3 separate regions of the Homo sapiens genome follow, and all the other regions are linked to region 2. Evidence: chromatin contacts called from ENCODE Hi-C or POLR2A ChIA-PET data. All regions are on one chromosome and are shown on one strand. The core of a region is the stretch at or near the end of the contact, and the rest is flanking DNA. Distances in the headings are between cores, read along the strand shown.

Evidence for each region. Hi-C counts contacts between places; a loop is a spot of excess contacts on that map. ChIA-PET counts read pairs that join two places held with the same protein, here RNA polymerase II (POLR2A). Pooled maps may share reads with other maps.
Region 1: a map of heart left ventricle shows a loop between it and region 2 (3-fold over the local background). The contact joins two enhancer-like sites. A Hi-C loop is called at or near these places in 18 of 168 maps with a recorded cell type or tissue (A673, chondrocyte, colonic mucosa and 13 more) and 16 of 50 pooled maps. POLR2A ChIA-PET finds 5 or more read pairs at or near these places in 2 of 52 experiments (WTC11 and activated T-cell).
Region 3: a pooled map shows a loop between it and region 2 (2.9-fold over the local background). The contact joins two enhancer-like sites. A Hi-C loop is called at or near these places in 2 of 168 maps with a recorded cell type or tissue (aorta and natural killer cell) and 3 of 50 pooled maps. POLR2A ChIA-PET finds 5 or more read pairs at or near these places in 1 of 52 experiments (AG04449).

Annotation. Positions count from the first base shown.
Region 1 is chr15:99,057,010-99,060,709 of GRCh38, forward strand. No RefSeq gene overlaps it. Among named protein-coding and RNA genes, the nearest start is that of LUNAR1, 44 kb to the left of the region's middle. RefSeq lists enhancers at 819-1,420, 1,421-2,020 and silencers at 2,038-2,207, 2,318-2,367. Within about 2 kb of position 2,047, at least 18 of the 41 ENCODE cell types and tissues checked have a DNase peak (open chromatin) inside an H3K27ac peak, as active enhancers do; they include heart left ventricle, where a contact is called at or near this core.
Region 2 is chr15:98,666,951-98,670,357 of GRCh38, forward strand. All of the region lies in intron 1 of IGF1R (insulin like growth factor 1 receptor), which reads left to right. Among named protein-coding and RNA genes, the nearest start is that of IRAIN, 18 kb to the left of the region's middle. RefSeq lists enhancers at 1,482-2,681, 2,332-3,057. Within about 2 kb of position 2,106, at least 6 of the 41 ENCODE cell types and tissues checked have a DNase peak (open chromatin) inside an H3K27ac peak, as active enhancers do; they include heart left ventricle, where a contact is called at or near this core.
Region 3 is chr15:98,950,629-98,953,843 of GRCh38, forward strand. All of the region lies in intron 20 of IGF1R (insulin like growth factor 1 receptor), which reads left to right. Among named protein-coding and RNA genes, the nearest start is that of PGPEP1L, 56 kb to the right of the region's middle. Within about 2 kb of position 1,928, at least 15 of the 41 ENCODE cell types and tissues checked have a DNase peak (open chromatin) inside an H3K27ac peak, as active enhancers do.

The sequences.
Region 1 (3,700 bases), core at 797-3,296, 390 kb after region 2:
GAGCATCTGGAAGGGAAAAGGCAGCAGCCATGCTGCTACATTCCTGATCCTGCTAAGGACTCTTACTGGCTCCTGGGATGGGGACCTGGGCTCTGGGATGTCAGGGCAAACCCGGATGGGGTTGCCCCCAACTGGAAGTGACTGCTGGTTCTCATGGAAGCTGGTGCCTGGGATCAGCACCAAGGAGAGTGAGCCTACCTCCTGGCCTGTCAGCTAGGAAGTGCCAAGCAAGGGACCAGCAACAAAAGGTGCAGTCCTGAGCAAGACACGAGAGCGGTGGGAAAGGCCTGGGTTTTTCCACTAGGGGATAGGAGGCCTTACTGGAGCTGATCAACTGGTTCATACTGTGGAGTTGACTGTAACCAGTACAACAATGCTGGAAAGTAAAAGCTACAAGATATTCTCGCTGTCCTTTTCCCACAGAAATATACTATGTATCAAGCTAAGTAAATGTCTGGAAACCTGGAAACCCCCCAAAACTGGTAGAAGCAGTTTCTTTTCTTTATTCTTTTTCTTTTTTTTTTTTTTTAACTATTTCACACGCACACAAAAAAAAAAGAGCTAGAGAAAAACCATGTTTCTTGGATTTAATTTTGTTCACACAAATTTTCTTTTTTAAAAAAGAATAAACTGGAACCATCTAATCTAAGGTAAGCATGAAACTGTCTCAGTGACTCTTTTAAAAGTTGTCTGTAATTGTGTGACTTGGAAAATTAATTTCCTTCCAGATGAAGAAACCCGAGGCAGGTCTTATGAGTGACAATTATTAGTAACCACCTCAGGAAGCAGCTGGAACAATGAGAAGGGGCGGAGGACCGTGTGAGACCTGCAGGCAAACACAAGGGCTGCTTGCAACTTGCCTAAAATAGAAAATAGAAGTTAGCAACAGCTTCCCCGCCTGCCAGGCCCCTCTTTGGAAGGCTCTGTGCGGTAACAAGTACCATGGCAGGATGCTACCCAAGAGCCTCTCTGGAGATGGACAAGAACCCCTGGGGCAGTTGAGGCGAAACGAATGCCCCCTGGCTTCCTTCCCACCTCTGGGGCGCAGGTTCCCCACTAGAGTCACCTCCAGGTGCTGACGCCCTTTTGCTTCCTTCTGCTGAAAAAGTCAAACCAGTTACTGTTTTGATTCTTTTTTAAAGGTTTTAGAAGAATGACACATATTACACAAGCTTTATTTGGAGGAGTCATTGGCGAGGTAATGTGCTCTTAACCGTGGAACAAGCCTTGGCGCTGAAGCGTGAAGGACGCGGTTCGAATCCCAGCTTGGTCACCTTCGCCTTTTTGAGCTGCCCAGGATAATAAGAAGGTTGGGCAAGGCTCAGCCTGCACGTGGCTAGAAACATAATCCCAGCACTTTGGGAGGCCTAGGCGGGAGGATCACGAGGTCAAGAGATGGAGACCATCCTAGCCAACATGGGAAACCCCGTCTCTACGAAAAATACAAAAATGAGCTGGGCGTGGTGGCGCGTGCCTGTAGTCCCGGCCACTCGGGAGGCTAATCGGTTGAACCCGGGAGGCGGAGGTTGCAGTGAGCCGAGATCGCACCACCGCACTCCAGCCTGGGGGTCAGAGCGAGACTCCGCTACACATCACCAGGCTCACCTGAGAGGCTGGAAAAGCAGGGGCGGAGGGAGGAGTGGGGAAGAGAGGGAAGGGGGTGGGGAGCAAAGTACCCGAGCCGACACCGATCCCCAAACTGTACCTTTTCAATTATCTTAGTAACTTTCACCCCAATGGCACGGCTTATCTTAACACTGATTACCGCACCCCGCACCCCCCGCTATTCTCCCCCACTCCGCGCACTCCCAGATGCTTCACATGAAATCGACATGGCAAAGTCACAGCCTCGAACTGAAACGGTTTTCCAATTTTGGAAGCTTGACTGGCCATAAAAAGGTTTTGTTTTTTTCTTTTCTCTCTTCTTCCCTGCCCGTGACGCCGCCCCCTCCCCCGCCCTCCCTCCGCCCCCACCCCCACCCCCACCCCCTCCCCACGCTCAAGAGCGGATCCGCGCCGGCCGCGGCGGAACCTACGCGCCTGTTTTCCAGCGGCCGCTCCCCGGCGCTGCCCGGCGCCGCCCCCTGCCGGCGGGAGTCGGAGCTGCTCCCGCGTGCGCGCCGGCCGCGGCGGGCTGATGACCCAACGCCGCAGGCATCCGAGGATAACCTTTCCCTTTTCTTTCCAAGACCAAATAAGGGGGCTCTTCCCTCTGCGCGCCAGGCCCGCGGCAGTTAGGCCAAGGGGCGTGGAAAGGAGGATCCGGGAACGAGGCTGACAGTCGGCAACAACCGAGCACATTGTTCCCGCGGCGCCCGGCCTCCCCCTCCTCCCGCGGGCCCGGCCCGTGCCCACCCTGCAGCCCCAGGCGCGGGGAGCCAGGCGGGATCGGCGCGACCCCGGACCCCGTCGGCAGCTCCGCCAAGCCCTCCGGCCCCTCCCCCGAGAAGAAGTGAAGGGCGGGGTGCCCGCGGGCCCTCGCCCCGGTGCAGACCCTCCAGGCTCGCGGGGCAGCCGACCGGGGACCCCGGCGGGGGCCAGGCCCGACTGCCCAGCCTCGGAACCCTGGCATCGCCCCCGAGGGAGGGAGTCACTGGTGGCTGACAGTGTTTGGTAACCACAGAAACCGAGATCTGACCTATATTTTCGAACACGGCCTCAACTCTAGCTTTCCTTCTAGAAATCAAAGTGAGAGAATCTGACTTGCTGCTAATTTTCCTCCTGCTTTATATTCCAAAATGCCACCCGGAAGGCTAGGCAAGTCAGGAAACCTCGCTGGCGGTGTGGATGGCTGGTGAGGGTCCCCGGTGCTCCAGTTAGGAGGCAGGGGCTGTCCCCTCTGCAGCCTCCTGCCGGCCACAGCGTCCTCCTGCCCACCAGCGGCTGGTGCATTTCTGGAGGGCAATTGGATGATATTGATCAGGATTTAAAATAAGTGCATTGTTTGACGATTTCATTCCACTTCTCGGTGTTTATCCTAAGTAGGTGCTGGGAAGGGTGCACAAAGACAGACCTTCTAAGCACAGAGGATGGCCACAGTCCTGCTTAACAGTAACAGTAGTTGGCCTTAACTGAGCATTTACTAAGTGCTAGAAACTGTTCTAAACATTTTACAAATAGCTACTCACAACATCCCTATGCTGCGGGAACTGTATTATTTTTTATTTTTATTTTCTGTCGCCCAGGCTGGAGTGCAGTGGCGCCATCTCAGCTCACTGCAACCTCTGCCTCCCGAGTTCAAGCGATTCTCCTGATTCAGCCTCCCGAGTAGCTGGGACTACAGATGTGCGCCACCACGCCCGGTTAATTTTTTGTATTATTAGTAGAGACAGGGTTTCGCCATATTGGCCAGGCTGGTCTCGAACTCCTGACCTCATGATCCACCCGCCGCGGTCTCCCAAAGGGCTGGGATTCCAGGCGTGAGCCACCGTGCCTGGCCAGGGACTGTATTATTAATACAGCCAACCCTCCATATCTGTGGATTCAACCAACCATGCATGGAAAATATTCCAGAAAAAAAAATTCCGCCAAGTTCCAAAAAGCAAAACCCGAATTTGCCATGCGCCAATTACTACTACATTGAATCCACAAGAATGAAATGAAGTGTTGGCATTGTATGGGGTATTATAAGTAATCCAGAGAGATTTAAAGTGTACAGGAGGATGTGTGCAGGTTATATACAAATATCACACCATTTTAT
Region 2 (3,407 bases), core at 856-3,355:
CGAGTATATGTGTGGAATAGTTGGGGAGACAAATTCAAGGAGACCAGTCCTTGTCCATGGCGGTCCTAGGTACCACGGGATCACTGCGGGGGAACTGTGAGGTCAGGAGAGGCCTTGAAAAAAAACGCAGGTTTGAGCTGAGTCAGATGGAATGGGTCTGTTTTCTATATCAAGAGACAGTATTGCAGATAATTTTTTTCTTTCAAGGAAAGCAAGTCAGGAGTCAAACTCATGCCACCGTAGTCACAAATGAAATTTATTGCTAATCAGCCATGTGACGTGTAATTGCTTTTTCATTTTCTTATTTTTCCAGAAGAGAGATTTGTTTAGATGTTTGATTCCCTCACTGATTATGATTATACTGGAAGTTTTTCATTTGTTTTGACAGCTCAATTTTTTTTTTATTGTAAATGGACTGCCTCATTACAGAGGGGGGAGCCCTTGAAAGAAAGGGATTGACCTCTGCAGGCAAGAATCTGAGCATCCTAAAAGTAGAAAAGGGCTAGAGGCTTCGCCTTACAGGCCAGGAAGCTTGGAGGGACGCGCTGCTAGAGACCATGGCACGCATGCTGTGTGTCGAAGGCCAGGTCCGCCTGTCTGCCTCTCCAGCAGATACTCTCTGGGGCTATTTTTTTCTGCTTGGTTGTCATCCTTTGGTTTAACCAGGCGCCAGGGCTCAGGCCTGGACCTGCTGGATTCCAAAGAAGACTTCGAGGTGGCCGAGCTTGTCTGGCTTCCAGAGGAGCTTTCTCTGTCCCGCCCGGGGGAGTGGCTCACCTTGGTCTGAGACCAATGGGAGGAAGCCTGCTGCGGGCAACTGGTCTGTGCCTGGAAGTTGGACTTGCATTTTCTCTGGACCTCCAAAGCAAACCCGAATGACCACTCTCATCCTCCCCTTTTGCTTGTTTGTGTATGTGCTTGTTTTGCCTGGTCGTCAGGCAGGAGGTGGTGTCAGATGATGAGAGGTGTTGCTCGTCCCTGGGTTGGTTCTCTTACGGGGCTGTATGGATGTCTTAGCTCAGACTGCTGTGACAGGTTACTATAGACTGAGGGCTAAAACCACAGACTTATGTTTCTCACAGTTCTGGAGGCTGGAAGTCTGAGATCAAGGTGCCGACCAAATTTGGTTTCTGTTAAGGGTCCATTTCTTGGCTTGCAGATGACAAATGTCATGTGTCCTCACAGGGTGGAGAGAGCAAGGGGCTCTGGTCTCTTCCTCTTTATGTAAGGGCATTGTTGCCATTATGGGGGCTCTACCCTCAGGACCTCATCTAAACCTGATTACCTCCCTAAGGCCCCACCTTCAGATACCACTGAAGGTATCTGGGGGTTGGGGCTTCAGTATATGAATTGGAGGGGACACAGTCATGCAGTTCAGAACAGTGGAGCAGTGTGCCATAGTGAAGGGATCTCCAGACCAGGATTCTCTATGGAAGTTCTTGGCCAGGTCTGAGAGTTGGTTACAGATCATTAAAATTTACATGGAATCCAGTACTTGAAAGTACATGTCTTCAGGATGGCGCTGAGCACATTCGCCTCTGTAACCAAATGCCTGAAATGTGTAGTGCACCTTCTGAGCACCCCAGTGCTTTCCTTAAAGTGAATGCAGTTTGAGAGGAACTCAATTATTGAGAAATTTTATATGACCCCATTTCTCTCATTTTAGGACAGATAAGTTGCTTATTTTAAACTCTGCAGGAGCTACATAGAGGAAGTTATACTCCAGGAGAGCTTAAATTTCACTCTCTGAAAACTCTGTTCCATGTAAGTACATTCCTCCTCTCTCCCCTCCTCAGTGAGCACGTACCCATCAGATGTGTGGAATTCTATTAAAAGCAGCTCCTCGTGACCCTCCAGGGTCTGTTTTGTAAAGCTGACACCAGCATCAGTGAGTTGGAAGGGGCTGCCACAGAAGACAGACTTACTGCTGCAGCCCGCTTCAGAGCCCTCAGTAGTACTTTTTCCTCTCCCAGCAAATCCAGGAGGCTGGGAAGGTGATTGTTAATTGTTTATGAGCATTAACTGTTTACCAGTCATACTTACTATTTTAAATCTGACCCTGCCATTATGTTGTTTTGTTTCTGTTCACAGCTGAGCTTTAAGCTGGGTAGAATTTCGTGATGAGTCACTCCTATGACTGTAAAATCAGTATCGATCAAGCCTTCCTGTTCATCCTGTGAGCAGTTTAGAGACAGATGAGACAGGCTTATGGTTTCCACTGGCTCGGCTCCGTGCGTGTGCGGATTGGGCTTCCTGAGAGCCTGGTTAGCCCCTTTTATCTGCTCTCTGAAACCTGCGCAAGGGTGTTTAGCATGCACCTTGAAACCTCTGCTGCCTGAAGACAGTGTGCTTAAATGAAGGGTATACAAACCCATGTGAGGTTTTCTCTTCCCTTTTCCATGAACTCCACCCCAATTACCTGTTTGAATTTTGCATGCCAGTTATTTTCAGGGAACTAGTGACCCTTTTCTTGCCACCCTGGGCTTTGAATTGAAGGCCAGTGTGCCACCTTTTCTTTGGCTTTGTTAGAACGTTGCCCTCAGGGTCATATGTGCTGGCTGCTATGAATTCTTACTGCTTGATGGACAGAGAAAGGTGAGGGTTAGATATCTGGACAGGGCATGACAGGGCGGGTCATCGAGTAGGAACATTGGGACCTTTTGCTTCCAGGCTTGAGCAGTGGGTGAGAAACACTGTCTTCCCATTAGGGCAGTGGGTGAAACACTGACTTCCCTCCATCCTCTGGGCAGCCTTGTCAGGTGGGTGTGGAAGCTGAGGTGTGTCTGCCCCAGGCTGTGCAGTCAGCCCCGTGTTCTAGCTTCCCGTGCCGAACCTGGCCCTGGAGGCTGTCTGCCTGGCAAGGGGGCTGCACAAAGCTCGGAGGGGCATTTCTGGTGCTTGGTAGATGGTAGGCCTGCCCCCAGTGCACTGATAAGAGCATGGGCTGAGAGTGCCACTTGGATTCGGCTACAGTGGGCGGCAGAGTGGGGGTGACTGGTGTTGCTTTTACTCTAGAGCAGAGGAGGCAGATGAGGTAGATCGGGGCCCCAGGGATGCTGAGCTGAGCTGGGTAGAGAGAATTTGGTTTTGTAGGATTTGGAGACAGAGACAAATTTGGAGTGTTTGGATGTTCGGGGACCTGCAGGAGGTATGTGAGGTGTGTAAAATGCAGCCCCTGTTTTAAAAAGAGCTTACATTGTCTCTTGAGAAGATAAGGTGTGCCCAGCTGTGGAATGGAACCAGATGCTTTTATGAGTGAGGATGGAGTGAGCACACTGGGAAAGAGCCCTGGAATTGGAGGAAGAGATCATTTTGCCCAGAGGGATCTTGGAGGTCTCCTGGAGGAGGGTACTTAGATGATCAGAAGGATTATACTAGACTTGATGGGGTGGTCTTGGCATCAGAAC
Region 3 (3,215 bases), core at 678-3,177, 280 kb after region 2:
GGACAGCTCTCTACTGCTTCTACTGGTTTTTTACCTGATAAAGTCAGATCTACCCAGGATACTCTCTCCCTTTTAAGTGATTCACAGTCAATTGATGAGAAGCCTGATTAGAGGAGTGAAGTATCCTCTCATGTTCACAAGTCCCACCCGTACTCAAGTGAGGGGATTATATGGGATATTTACACCAGGGGCAACGATCTTGGGGGGCATCTTAGAATTCCATAGTCTCAGAAATCATTGTCCCTAATCAAACAATCAAGGTGCTATTTTTGTTTCAAAGCACTTTGAGTGTTGCTACAAATACTGAATCCCTAAGCTCCTTGTAAATGGCCGGCCAGCGGAGGGCATGGGGTGGGGAAGACTGGATACACACCCCTGTGCTCTGGGAGTACGTTGGCTGGGCGGCATGCTCATTAGCTGCTGCTTCCGAACATAGGTTCAGCTGAAGTGTATCCCAGGCAGTGGACACTTCGTGTGGAATTCAGAAAGGTGGCGCAGGAAGGATACCAGGGAAAGCCAGAGTGAAGGCATCACCCTTGCACAGCTAGCACATGTGGGGGCTCCCATTGTCCCATCAAGGCAGGGCCAGAACCAGAAAGTCGGCTGGTGCCCTGGGCCTGGGCCAGTGATGGGAGGCTCCTCTTCTCTGAGGGTGGCACCTACAGATGCAGTGGCACTGGGTTTCCTGGAGCCCTCATCAAGGAAACTTCCCAGCATGGCCTCTTCAGAACTCCACAATCCAAACTTGGAAGAGACTCGAAAGACCACTTAGTACCTTTTCTTGCCCAGTATAGAAATTCTTCTTCTCCCCTTCTGTGTTAGTTTTTTATCGCAGTATAACAAACTACCCAAAACCTACTAGTTAAGAGCAACAGTAAACATGTATTATCTCTCAGAGGTTTCTGAAGGCGAGGAACGCAGGAGCGGCATAGCTGGCTGGCTCTGGCTTGGAGCCCTTCTCGCGGTTGCAGCCCAGCTGTCCGCCGGGGCTGCAGTCATCTGAAGGCTTGCCTGGGGGAGGCAGACCCACTTCCAAGGTGTTGCTGCATAGGTAGTATGCCCTGCATGAATCGCCCTGTTCTACGTGGGCCTCTCCGTAGCACTGCCCAAGTGTCTCAGGATGTGTAGCTGGCTTCTCTGAGTGCAGAGTTCGGCACACTCTTTCTCTAAAAGGCCGGCTAAAAAAATGTTTTTGGCTCTGTGGGCCCATACGACCTTGACTGTGACTACTGGACTCTGCCACTGTGGAGCAAACACAGCTGTGGGCGTCACATAAGCTAGCGTGGCTGTGTTCCAATACAGCTTTATTTTTAATACTGGAATTTGAATTCCACATCATCCCTGTGTTGTCACAAAATATTCTTATTTTGAATTTCTTTTAGCCATTTACATGAAAACCATTCTTAGCTCATAGACCTTGGAAAACTAGGCAGCAGGCCAGATTTTACCCACAGGTACATAGTTTGCCTGCTGTGCCCTAGAGTAAAAGATCCAGGACCTGAGCAGAAGGCACGACGTCCTTTCTGACCAAACCTCAGAAGTCACACTGAGGCTCTCACCTTCTCCTTCAGGTTACACCATGTGAGAGTCAATCACGTGGGGATGTGAGCTCCAGGACACAGGGGAGAGGACCACTGGGGATCCGGGAGCCTGGCTACCCCCCAGTACCCCACCAACACACACACACACACACACACACACACTGCCCCTCACAGGTGACCATCTGCTCCACACTTTGAGCAGCGCAGCCACTGTTTTCTTGCCAGCCATTATGAGAAAAATCATGCTTTCAAGTCTGAATATAAGCCATGGAGTAAGAGGTCTGATGACCACTGAATCTGCATAAAGGTACAGTGCTAGAATCTAGGCTAATACTAGAACTGGTGGTATTTTAGCAAGCTTAGAAACAGCCCATGAAAGCAGGTGTGAGTTCTGCTTCTGTGGTTTAGGGTGGGTGAGGGAGAGCGGTATTGTTCTGTGCTTTCTCTTTGACTCGGGTAAACGTTTATCTACAAGAGACTTGTGGGATTCTTACTTGGTCCACCTCCAGGTGACTGGGCTTTTACTATTAATGTAAACTGCCTGGGACGCAGCCCCTGCCATGGGAAACGCAGGGCACTTCCTGTTCTCAGCATAGAGTGACAAGGAAATTTACTCAGAGCGGTTACTCTGACATTCAATGTTTAGTTCAGGAGGCATTTCTGCTTTGCCATCGAGAATTTTTCTCCCTTCTAAGAAAATGTTTTCTCCTGAGAAAATTTTTCTCCCTTCCAAGAAAAGAGTAGAATGAAAGGAGGCAACTTGGTTTCATAGGGAGTGTCATGTTGTCCTTCTGAGTTTACTGATGAGCTTACCTGAGAAAGGAGGGTTCTAGCATGGGAGTTCTGTTGCTACAAGACATGAAAGAATGGCCTCCGTTTATCCCGGAGAGGAGAGTCCCTGAGCCCTTGGGAGTTGCCTTGAAACCTCTGCCGGGTCCCAGGTGAGAAAGTGTGTGAGTTGTGTGGTTCTGAGATCTGAACAGGCACCATCTGGTGACACTAGGGGCTGAAGGAGCTCGGTGGCTGCAGGTGGACTGGAGCTCACCATCAGGAAGTAGCCAGATTCTCACCCCTCAGTGTCACCGAGTGTTCTGGCTTTAGAGGAAGGACTCCGTGGTCCCCAAGCCACAAGGTGTCGAGGTCTGAGTCTCAACGCCATGACTCAGTGTGAATTAACTTAGCAGGTATCACAACATCAGATTTGGGTTGTGGTTCCCTGCTGGGTCTGTACTTTAGATTGATGACAAAGCCCGTCCTCAGCCTTATTTCAGCCCAGATCTCGGTATTTATGCCACAGATACTGTTGAGCTCCTCTGGGTGCGTGCTGACCCTGAGGTCACACAGATGAGCCAGGAGTGGCCCTGGCTTTCAGGAAACGTAGTGACGTAAAAGGTCCCGGCTGCTGCGGGATAAGGGCCAGGGCAGAGGTGTGAACGCAGCCGTGGAAGACTTGGGCCAGGAAGCCATTTGTTCTGCTGCTAACACTTCCACAGCTCCACGTGTCCAGACTGTTGCCAGAGACGTCTTTGGTCTACAGGATTCAGGAGGGAATCTGAACTTTAGCCTGGAGCATTATCAACTCATAGATGAGTCTGAAACAAACTTAGTGAAATCTGATGTTTTTTGTAGTTTTCCAGTACAGTTTTTCCCATCGCTGGAATCCTGGTTTGGTTC